Linked DNA regions of Homo sapiens: all the other regions are linked to region 2. A link is a loop called in an ENCODE intact Hi-C map of the cell type or tissue named here. Cell type or tissue: sigmoid colon. All regions are shown on one strand.

The links. Hi-C counts contacts between places; a loop is a spot of excess contacts. Peaks named below come from ENCODE experiments on the same cell type or tissue, not always from the same donor. Only the 100,000 strongest peaks of a DNase experiment are listed, where the experiment ranks them.
Region 1: it touches region 2 in a loop (4-fold over the local background); 2 of 110 quality-filtered maps call a loop at or near these places.
Region 3: it touches region 2 in a loop (2.4-fold over the local background); 2 of 110 quality-filtered maps call a loop at or near these places.

The regions. Positions count from the first base shown.
Region 1 is chr1:228,800,473-228,804,472 of GRCh38, reverse strand. No RefSeq gene overlaps it. Among named protein-coding and RNA genes, the nearest start is that of RHOU, 67 kb to the right of the region's middle. In sigmoid colon, no CTCF peak of the experiment used is centred here; a DNase peak (open chromatin) is centred at 1,832; H3K27ac peaks cover 467 bases.
Region 2 is chr1:229,225,975-229,229,974 of GRCh38, reverse strand. No RefSeq gene overlaps it. Among named protein-coding and RNA genes, the nearest start is that of TMEM78, 22 kb to the left of the region's middle. RefSeq lists an enhancer at 1,196-1,921. In sigmoid colon, CTCF peaks have their summits at 2,133 and 2,340 (motif pointing right); DNase peaks (open chromatin) are centred at 44 and 2,324; H3K27ac peaks cover 446 bases.
Region 3 is chr1:228,988,931-228,992,930 of GRCh38, reverse strand. No RefSeq gene overlaps it. Among named protein-coding and RNA genes, the nearest start is that of LINC02815, 160 kb to the left of the region's middle. RefSeq lists an enhancer at 2,622-3,372. In sigmoid colon, no CTCF peak of the experiment used is centred here; DNase peaks (open chromatin) are centred at 2,190 and 2,760; H3K27ac peaks cover 1,845 bases.

The DNA of each region.
Region 1 (4,000 bases), 430 kb after region 2:
ATGTTTCTAGACTCTGATTGAGGGTAGTTATCTTTACTTCAGCTTACTTTATGTTAAGATGAAATATTTGATATACACAATGGAATATTATTCAGCCATTAAAAAGAACAGAATCCTGTCATTTGCAGCAACATGAATGGAACTGAAGGTCATTATTTAAGTGAAATAAGCCAGGAACAGAAAGACAAATATCACATGTTTCTCTCTCTTATGTGAAATCTAAAAAAGTGAACTTCATGGAGATTAAGAGTAGAATGGTGGTTACCAGAAGCTGGGAAGGGAAGAAGGGAGGGGAGGATGAAGAGAACTTGGTTAACAGGTAAAAACACACAGTTAAATAGAGGGAATGAGTTCTAGTATTCAATAGTACAGTAGGGAAATTATAGTTTACCATGATTTATGGTATATTTCAAAATAGCTAAAAGAGAATTATAATGTTTCCAACACAAAGAAAAGATAAATGTTTGAAGTGATGGATATCTCAGTCACCCTGATTTCATCATTACACGTTGTATACATGTATCAAAATATCACATGCTTCCCCTCAAATATGTACAACTATGATAGGTTAATTTTTAAAAATATAAAAAATGTATATTAACTATTGGAGGAGGCCCTAAGGTCTGCCTCTCTCAGCTCATAAAAGGGAGTGAGCATCCTGGGGGCGGTGGCTGGGAACCGCATCAAGGAGGAGGCAGGAGAAAGCTGCTTTCTTCCAGGCATAAAGGACCTTGCGTTTTCCTGTGTCAAAACACTGCTCTGCTTTTGGAAAGGAACCAAGTTCTGAAGACCTCTGTACCTGAGGACAAGTTGTGAAAGAAAAGGCAAGCCATGGATGGTTAAGGTGCTGTGTGTTAAACTGCCATCTCCTAACACCAGGTCCAGCAGCCGCAGCCAGACCGCCAGGAGGAAGGGTGTCCTCTGTGAGGGCCTGGATGGTCCCCCATGCTGCCAGGACCACACTTTGGGTCGCTGTGCCCTGCTAAGTAGGTCTATGCAAAACTATCCCCAAAGTCCAAAGAAGCTGAAAAGTTGAAAACAGAGGCTGACAAATCTAGTTTCTCAGAAAGAAACACTTAATAGGGACTTTACGAACAGAGGCCACATCTCAGGCAGCCACAAGACAAGATGGTGGATCCCTGCTCAGTTACCCCTACGACCCAGGGCTATGTACCATATAGAATTTGTCTAAGGGCAGGATGTATGGGAAATGTGTGTTTACAATAACATCAAGGTTGTTTTGACATAAGGGCAGGAGTTAAGGTAAGTACATGAAAGTAAAAATCTCAGAGGCCTTCCCTGAACTGGGGTTAATCAGGAGTCAACATGGCGGATGAGCATCCAAGATGGAGCTGCTTTTGTCTCCATGAGGCTGTGCCTGGCACCTGCTGAGGCCTTAACACAGATTTGTGGAGAACAAGGCAGAACTAGAGAGTGAAAGGTGGTGCAAGATAAAAATACACATCGCTTCTCCTCCCCAGAAAGCAGTTGCTTCATCTCCTTAATTCCTCCCAAGAGAGCATAAATTAGCTTGTAGTTTTAATCGCCTTGTATTCACTGTAACTCAGCAATAGAAAGCTCTGTTTGGTGGGAGCAGGGAAGCAAGGTCTCCATCCTTATCGGAGAGTGGCCTAGTTTCAAAAACAGGGGATCCCACAAGATCTTGGCACACACGGACGTGCAAAAAACACAGTTCAAAGTGTTCTTTGCTGTGTGGATGCGAGGGTTAGAGACAAAGCGAGGCTGCTTTGGCTGCCGCAGTGATGATAACCCCATGTACCAAAGTCTCCAGCTCTGATAGAGGAAGAAAGCTTCAAAGCTGTTTCTTGACAAGATTCTCTTGGCAAGATTCTCTTGGCAAGAAACAGAGCTGTGTTTCTCAATCGACTTTAATTCCTCTGAGCAGGCGAAGCCTGACCCTTGGTTTGCTAGTTCCATGTCAGATAGGAAGTGCTTATTCCACTTCAAAGCCAGAGGCACAAAATCCTATCTGGGGGAATAAACTGGTCAAGTGGCTCACTGCTGTGCCCTGAGGGCAGCTGCCTTGGCCTCAGCCCAAGGCCCAAAGGCTGGTAGGGGGTTGTGAGAGTGTGTGATAGCTTTTTTCCCCTCCAAATATTAAGGTTCATCCTTCATCAGAAGACATAATGTTTATTCATATAACTAAACAAAATATCACATTTTGAGAATGATTCCCAAGTTGGTATAAGGAAACTAATGTTCTTTGTTCAATCAAATCTGAAGTTTTCCTTTATTGTACATGAAACAATGAGTTCGAGGCTCCATTAATGTCTAAGGGCCATTGGCTTACTCCATCCAGCCCAGTCCATTACACTGAGTTCTGGTTGAATGCTTTTCTCTGAATTTGACACAATCTCAAATGGAGCTCTAGGCGGCTATTTACGCACCAGGATGCAGTCCCCCACCAGACATTATTAACTGCCAGTGCCTGGATCTTCCCACTTCCCAGCCTCCAGAACAGTGAGCAATAAATGTTTCTTATTTAAGCCACCCATTTTATGTTAGTTTGTTATAGCAGCCTGAGCTGACTAAGACAAGACATAATAATAGTATCTACATATAGAGTTATGGAGACAGTTAAATAGATTAATATTGTACACATAACTCAAGTGACACTGAGTCTTCTCCTTTCAACTAGTCTGAGCAGGTTATCACAAAGAACACACACACACAAGATAAAGGAGAAAAGGAGGCTACTTCCTTAAAATCTTCTTTAACCTAAATTTCCTCTCTCTTCAACAACTGCCCCATCTCTTTCCACAGCCCTCTTTGCCAACCTCCCCTTTTGCCACCAGTGAAAAATAGACTAAAGAGGTACAGGAGTTGATGTGGGCTGACTGCAACCTGTTAATCCAGAAGAAGTGGTTTGTTGGGATGGACTGAGGTGTGGAAGGTATAGATAAAAAGAAGTGGACCAATTTTAAAGATATAAAGGATGTAAAACTGATTAAACTGGTGACTGGGAATGGGGTCAAATATACGGTCAATCTTCCTTATTTGTGGATTCCATATTTGCAAATTTACCTACTCACTACAATTTGTTTGTAACCCTAAAATTAATACTCATGGTGCTTTCATGGTCATTTGCAGAAATGCACAGAGCCCTGAAAAATTTGAGTTGCTCAATGCACACATTCCTAGCTGAGGTGGAACAAGGTGGCACCCTGCCTGCTTGTTTCAGCTGTCACACTGCATCAAGTATCCTTTTCAAGGTCTATTTAGTTACACAATACATCTTTTGCCTTTTTGTGCTTTTTATTGGTGATTTTGCTGTTTTAAATGGCCTCTCAGAACAGAGCTGAAATGCTGCCTTTTGTTCAGAGCTGCAGAAAGGCTATGATTTCTCTATGAAGAAAATACCAGTGTTAAGCTTTGTTCAGGTGTTGATTATAGTGCAGTGAGTTCAGTGTTAATGAATCAACAATGTGTATTGAATAAGGTATCTTTAGACAGAAACAAATACACAGCAAGGTTATGTATTGATCAGTTGATAAAATTGTGATTAGTTGCACACAGGAACTTAACCCTTTATTTCCTCTAGGAGCAATGGTTTGGTATTCACTAATTCAGTGTTCATGGTGACTTTATAGAACATAACTACTGTGAATAAGGTGAATCAACATAACTTCCAACCAGTGTTCTGGCTTGAACAACTGGGTGGATATGGGTGTCATTTGCTGAGCCAGGGCTCACTAGGGGAGGACAAAGTTATTATGCAGGAAGACATGATAAAATCCTGGAATTTTCCCTGGGACTCCTGGACTTTATTTCGGTATCATAAACACCTTTGTAGCTGGAAAAGTCCCATCTTCTTCTGTGATGTTACCTGGATGATGTAAATCAAGAGCTACATTCAAGATACAGTTGCCCCCCCACTCAACTAATTTATGGAGAATACATTCCAAGACCCCAAGTGAATGCCCAAAACCTCGGATAGTACCAAACCCTATATACTACATATATATGATAAAATTTAATT
Region 2 (4,000 bases):
CTTGCATAATACTGGAGGACACTGTCAGAGGTCAGCTGGAAGTCCCTCATTCGAAGGCAGATGTGAGGGCTAAAACCCTGCCAAGATCCCCAGGCTGTTTTTCAGTGTTGAGGTTGAAACTTTTTCTCTGCCGCCTCCCCCAGTTTACCAACTCCTCCCTCTAACTGGGGTGGAGACTTGCGTCCAGGGAGTCTTCAGCTCCCCTCTATACAGTAAGAACACCTGCCACTGACACCCAAAGCCACGCAGTGATTTCTCTTCACTCTCTTCAGCCCCATGCTCTAGCAGGCTTTATGTTTTAGGGAGGAGCTGGAGTCACACGGAGGTCCGCTGTAGGAAACGTTGCTGCCTTCACTCACCCACTTCTGTTAGGCAAGGAGTTACAGCGGAATCTTACAGCAGAAAACAAAGCAGGAAATATGACCTCCCAGCGTCTCTCTGGGTCTGAGGAACAGGATTCAGGTGTCTCTGTACCTTGGCCAGTTTGCATTCTTGTCTGCCTAGGAATGCCAGATTCCTTTTAAAAACCACAGGTATAGGAAACAGCCCCAAGCCTAAGGTTCTTTCCCTTCCTTACCCTCTTTGTCTCTGTGGCTACTCAGCTCAGGAGGTGAGATGTTTTCATGGTACAGGGGACAGAAATTCCAGTTCTGGGAGGGGGAGCTGGTTGGGCTTCTTCTTTACTGTGGCCAGACATGAGCAACCTTAGCCTTCGGGCTTACACATGCCTAGCTGGTTTGTTTGTTTGTTTTGGTTACAAGGGGAATGGGAATAAGGAAGGAGCAACAGGCAGCTCAAATACCTCATCACTCCTGGAAAACACTATCACTTCCCACGCGTGGGAAGCCGGCATATTTGTTCCCGCAGTCTAGGCAGGTGGAGTATCCCTAATCCGAAAATCCAAAATCAAAAATGCTTTAAAATCCAAAGCTTTTTGAGCAGCAATATGATGCCACAAGTAGAAAATTCCACACTTAACTTCACGTGACAGATCACAGTCAAAACACATTCAAGACTTTGTCATGCACAACATTATTAAAAATATTGCATAAAATTACTTGGAAGCTGTGTTTATAAGGGTTTATATATAAAACATAAATGAATTTTGTCTTAAGATTTGGGGTTCATCTTCAAGATACCTCATTATATATCTTTTTAAAAATGTTGACTTTGGAATATATCTTATATATTCCAAAAAATTCCCGAATTGGAAACATTTCTGGTCTCAAGCATTTTTATTTATTTATTTATTTATTTATTTATTTATTTATTTTTGAGACAGGGTCTCACTCTGTCACCAAGGCTGAATGCAGTGGCGTGATCACTGCAGCCTCAACCTCCTGGTCTCAAGTGATTCTCCCCCCTCAGTCTCCTGAAGCTGGGGCTACAGGAGCACCACCATGCCTGGCTAATTTTTAAAAATTTTTTTGTACATATAGGGGTGGGGAGAGGTCTTGCTATGTTGCCCAGGCTGGTCTTGAATTCTTGGGCTCAAGTAATTCTCCAGTCTCGGCCTTCCAAAGTGTAGGGATTACAGGTGTGAGCCACCACGCCTGACATTTTTTATTTTTTAGATATGGCGGCGGCGGGGGGGTGGGAAGGGGGAGGGCGTCTAGCTATATTGCCCAGGCTGGATTCAAACTCCTGAGCTCAAAAGGTCCTCCTGTCTCAGCCTCTCAAGTAGCTGGGGTTACAGGCACATGCTACTGCACCTGGCTGCAACCACTCTGGATAAGAGCAACCTGTAATCCCTCTTCCACCTGCCTTTTGTTTACTGTATCTATCCCTGTAAAGTACTGCTACTTTCTAGCTGTTTGGCCTTATACAAGTTGCTTTACATCTGTATGCCCTATTTTCCACATCTGATAAATCAGTATTATTTCATAGAATTGCTATGAAGCTTAGATGAGATAATAAAGGCAAAGCTCTTAGAATGGTACTTGGCTCATAGTAAGCACTCAAATATTGTTTTTGTCAACATTTTCTATATATCTATGTATGGCTTTTGTGATTGTTTTTATTTTTAGTCAAGGATTACATCTCATTTCTTGCCTTTTCTTTGTATTCTGAATTCAGGTTGTGTGAATCTACCTGCCACTGCAAATTTTCAAGCTGAAAGGCCATTTGCATTTTACAACCACTCTCTCAAACATTCCTCTAGGGAACTAGCCGTTTTGAATTACTCCTCTCTTTTCTCTCTTGTCTCCAGAATTGCATATTCCAAATCCAGAACAGTCTCAGCATGGCTGCCGTTTTCTCGTTTCTTTGTGAAGCATCCCGGTCCAGGCTGCCAGCCTCACGTTATTTGATTGTTTTCGGAACAGCCGGCAGGGGGCGCGCATCAGCCGTTCCCAGCACTCAGGCGAGGGGTTCTGACTCCCCAGGTACTTCTGTTAATGAGTTCGGTGCCTGTAGGTCTTTCAGTTAGGATGATAGAAAGCTTCCTTGGCATGGAGATTCACCGTGTACTTCTACAAATAGAAGTTTAAAAGACAGAAAGCTGTATATTATCGCTGCTGAGAGCTTTGCAGTCACGCCTCCCTGTGATGAGACTGACTGCTGTGTTACTGTGGGTAAATTGCTCAGCTTCTCTGAGGCAGTTTCTTTTTATGTAAAAATGGGACAGAAGCCAGCCTGGCTTCTAGAGTTGTTGGAGGAGTCAGCATGTGGCTGATAGATGTAGAGCTCTTAGCCACTGCGGTATTTAGGAATTGGTAAGCATCTTTACTCAGGGCACTGAGGCAAGTTTGGGGCCCTGTCTTTTCTCTCCTTACCCATCCACCTCCTTTTCTTCTCCCTTCCTGCTCACTTTTTCTCCATGCTCTTCATTTCCCTGTATCCAGGCCTGAGACCAACGCCTGTGGGTACAAGGGAGCCTCTGTAGGCATAGGGCTGGGATATACAGAGGGGAGGCTGAGCCACCCACAGGGTGAAAAGAAGGCCAGTGGAAACCCCATTCCACTTCCCTCAGCTTTTTACGTGCATTCTATAAACCTCATCTAGTCTCTTGGTCAGCAGAAGCAAAATTAGCCACAATTTGCTCACACTGCACCCATCCCCAACCCCACTCCACCCTACCAGGGCTAAGAGATGTCAGCAAAAATAAACCCCACGAGAGTGTTCTTCATAGCCCGATGCACAGAACTGGCAGTGCCATGTGGGCATCACCCTGGATGGTGTGCATCCTCACCATACCCAGGCACCTACCTGGTCAGATGTGACAAGAGTTGCTCTAGGGACCTGGGATCCCAGAGAGGGTGGGTGGGTGGGATGGGGACACAACCTCAGCTGGCTCAGAGGAGGGTACAGCTCAGTGCCCAGGCTCGGCTCAGCCTGGCTTAGGGGACCATTCAGGCCTGGATTGGCACCAGTGGTTTGGTTGGGGACTAGTCTGGAAGGTTCCACACCTCTAATCTTCAAATGATGCTGGGTCTGTCTTCCAACTGGGGGGCTGGTCTAGGTGCCTTCTGTCCACAGGGGTAGCTTAGTTTGTTTCCTTTGAAGGCCTGGGTCTCTTTCTGGAGGGATAAGGGTCATGTGGGTAGGGGACCAGTTTGTTCTGGCTTTAGCCCTGAAAGTCCTGCATCCCAGGAAGCCACTCAATCCTGGGCACACTGGAAGGGGTGTCCACCTTGTGGGATGCAGCACGTCATGTGTTAATCTTGGTCTAGATCCCCGCAGGAGAGCTGTGTGGCTCTAGGATGTGATAGGGCACTTTGGGACGCAGAATTGCTGGGGAAAAAAAGAACTAACTATCTCCCACCACCAGATTAGATATGGGCTACTTAGAAGTTTCTTTCTTTTCTTTTCTTTTTCTTTTCTTTTTTCTTTTTTTTTTTTTGGTGCAGAGTTTTGCTCTGGTTGCCCAGACTGGAGTGCAATGGCGTCATCTCAGCTCACCGCAACCTCTGCCTCCCGGGTTCAAGCAATTCTCCTGCCTCAGCCTCCCGAGTAGCTGGGATTACAGGCATGTGCCACCATGCCTGGCTAATTTTTTGTA
Region 3 (4,000 bases), 240 kb after region 2:
CAGCTAATGATTTGCCAGAAATTTCTTTAAATGCTTTGAGCCAGTAGATCTTCCACCCTTTGCCAAGGGGCCCCGGGTGTGCTGGGGCATCTCTTCAATGCTCAGTTTACAACCCTGCTTTAACCTTTACTTCTTGTTTGTGCAGAGCCTTATGGTTAGCCAGAGATTGGGTGAGCTGAGAGACTGGGACCTTCTTGGGTCTTTTCTGGGCTTGTGCACAACCCTGCACACATGCATAGATAGCCTTTTAGATCCCTGGGAATATGTCAGAGCTTTTCAAAGCCCCACAGGGAAACATCATTCCCCAGCTATTCCTGTTACATTTTTGGCCAGACTCTTGATTGTCCCACCTGACAGTGCAGCCTCAGGCAGCTGCAGTGATACACAATTGCTGCTGATGGTTTTTGACCAATCCCCTGGGTATAGAGTTTTTCTTCAGAGTGAACTCTGTTAGGCCAAATTTCAACAATGCCTGGTAAATGGGACTTCTCCAGAAGTCGGAAGGACAGCTAAATAATGACAATGCTTTGCAGATGGGACATTTTGAGGAGCTTCAAACCCAGTCTATTTCCTCTGGTGGCTGCAAAGTTGCTGGTTTTTACCATTCCTGTGGTTGTGAGGCTGCTAGTTATCATGGCTAACAGGGGCTGGGTAGAATGGGATGGGAATAGGCCAAGTTCAAGTGTCACAAACCTTTCTGCTCTTACCAAGGTTCAACAGTTTTTCCTGAATAAACGCCCTCAGATTGTTGCCAGCCTTTGGTTAATTTCCAGAGTTCTGAAACAGTTTATTTTGACCATTTCCTAGTGTTTCTGTTATTTTAATGGGAGAGTAGGCTTATGGAGGGCCTCACTCTGCCATTCTGTAACTCCTGCACCTCTTCCATTCTTAAACAGGACCATTCCTATTTGGTTGCATTGGAAAACTATATCAAAACAACATTTTCTCTCCAAAGTCATTTTGGCAAAACCTCTGACCAACCAGAGATATGGGTGAAGAATATTCCATGGTCAAATAAATTCAGAAACTATCCTTTGCTCTACCTTATTCTTGGAGAGTCCCAGTGCATGTTAGCATTCGAGAGTGGGAGAGGTCCTGCTGTAAAGAATCCATTTAGTTCTGCTTACCAAAGGTTTCCTAAACATATTTGCCTGTATAACTGTCTTGTTTTACTTTGTTTCATTTGCTTAACACGTCTTAATTAGTGCTTCTCAGAGTCTGCTAAACTAACCTTAAAGGTGAACTCCGGGCCAAGTGTTTGGCCCACTTTTCAGAACTAACACCTCAGGAGTCGGGTATCTGATGAGAATTGTCAGGGTCCCCATGAAATACAGCTGTAGTACTTTTGCCTTTATTTCTATTTTCTTTATACTTCATCTGATGTCTAAAGAGGTGACTATGTTTTTTTCAGGTTTGGAGATGTGAGTCCAGCTAATTTACTTGTTTCAGCTCCATTGTGAATATGCTGTGTGATCTAAGAAAGTTGCTTTATCTATTGTGGTTTTCTTTCCTTTCGCCAAAGAAAGGATCTGCGAACTCATCTCCTGGAATAAGGAAGTGCAAAAAACTTTGCGGTGCAACGTATGGGTTTCATCTTCTTCAGGCCCCTCAATCAATAATGGATTCTAAGAAACCACGCAGACTTGGAACGCCACAGAATCAGTGATCCCAGTCATATGCATGCACATGCATACATGCACACACACGCGTGTATACAACACCCAGTGGGTGTGGTGAGCCCAGCAGGGCTGGGGTGGCAGGAGTCCCCAGCAGGTTGCCTCCATCTGAGAGCAGCCTTGTCCCTTTGCGACAGGGGTGGTGCAGAGATAATTCTTTCCTCTGACGGCCTTGACCTGAGTAAGCCTGGGCAGCCCTGGCCTGGGAGGCTTGCGAGCATCCCCACCGTCACTGGTGAAGGGCTCTGGGATAGAGAGTCAGGAAATTGGTTCTTGTTCTGCCTTTGTCACTCTTCTGGAAAAGTCACCTCACTTTCCTGGGTCTTCGTCATAGACCCAGGAAATGAAGACATTGAACGTTATGACTGCCACAGTCCTTGCCAGCTCCGGAGTTCCTTGAATTTTATGATACAGGATGTCTTCCTAGTGCAAGAGGTCCCAGTGTCATGCATGGCCGTGGTCCCATCAAGGGCCTCCTAACTTCCCCCAGCTCTTGTCAGGCCTGCACAGGGCAGGCTTCCAGAAAACAGCCTCCTTTCTGGCTTCTGTCAGCACAGCAGTTGTGAACTTCCTGCCATGTGGCTCATAGCTTCAATGTCTGGGCCAAATGTGGAGAAAGGGCAAGCAGAGAAGGCCTGCAAGGAGGAAGCTGAGGGACTGGCACTGGCTCCCACTTCCTTCTTATCTGTGGGTGAGGCACAGAAAGCCCCCGGCCCTCCCCTGCCAGGGTGCGGTGTGTGGGCCCCTGATCGGCAAGGCCTCCACATCACTACCACCTTACCACCTTGGCCTCCACGTGTTTCAGAGCCGGCTCCCTTCCCATGGCCTTTCCACTCCACCCCACCCCACCCCCAGCTCTGACATCAAAGCAGTGGGCTCTGGAGCTCTGAGGATGTCCCAGGCTGTTCACACAGAGGCCATTCCACATTTTACAGCTCTAATTGGTTTTGTAACTGCAGTGAGTTGATGAGAAACACACCCGCTCACACGTAGAAGACAGGGAGCACTACAAACTTTGCTTATTTTGCAAATGCAATGAAGCAAGACAGCAGTGTCACTGCCAACATCTGACTGATCAAGAGTGTCCATGGCATTTTTCCAGAGAGACAGCTGGGCCTGCGATGGCCTTGCAGGGCCCCAGATGCTCTGTGGGGTGCTCCAGTGTCCCTCCCTCACTTGTTTACCCGTGAATGCGCCACATCCTGCCTGGGGCTGGTCAGGTGAGGCTGGAGGACTTCATGGCGGCAGGCTCAGCCTGATAATCCCAGGCCAGCGGGTGGTGCTAGGGTCAGGCTGCACATGGACAGGAGGATGAGAGGGCATGGGCAGTCACCGCAGATGGGGCCAGCTTGGGCCTGGCACACTGCAGGTGTTCAGTTGAGACTGGTTAAAAAGTCCTCTTGCTAGAGCTCCTGACTCTTCTTGGTGCTAACAGGCACCTCCGGCTTGTCCTGTCCATAACCCACGCTTGTTTTCTGCGCCAGCCCACCCTAACCTCCTCCATCTTTCCATTTCAGTGAATGGCACCACCCCCTACCAGAGCTGAGAGAAAAGCCTACCAGCTCCCCATCTCTGGGGACATCAGAACAGTGGCGTCCATGCTATCAGCACCTCCTCCTGCAGCCGCCAAAGAGTCTCCTCATTTTCCCTTTCGTCCCTGCAGTCTGTTCTCCAAAAACAGCAGGAGCAAGCTTTCACAAATGGGAGTCAGGTTATGCAGCTTTCCTGCCTAAAATCCTCGGCTGGCTTCCCATGGCTCTTGAATAAAATCTCAGCTCCTCGCCACAGTCTAAAGGCCCTGACTTCCTACCTAACTTCTTTCATTTTTGCCGTGAGTCCGTTTGATCCAGCCTGTGGGACTGCTGTCTGTCCTCAAGGGCATGAACACGGTGCTGCTGAAGGACTTTTGCATGTACTCTTTGTCTGCCTAGAATGCTCTGCCCTCCGTGTTTTCAAGACCCGCCTGTCCTCCTCCCTTCCTCGGAGGAGTCCCTTACCACCCAATGGGAGGGCATCACTCCATCTCATCCGTGCTGCCAAATACTTCCCATTCTACTATTTGCAACCATTACCATCCAACATTTAGATAACCATTTTTATAGTTTTTGTTGTTGATTTGTTTATAATTAACCTCCCCTACAAGAATGAAAGCTTCTAGGTTGTCTTGTTGGCCACAGTGCCTAGAACAATGCCTGGCACCCATCAGTGCTTAACACGTGTTGACTGAATGGAGCTGGGCCTGTTCCACTTTCATAAGTCACCCCAGTAGGAATTCCAACCATGTGGAGAGTAATGACTCCATCCCAGGGTTCACAGAGACCATG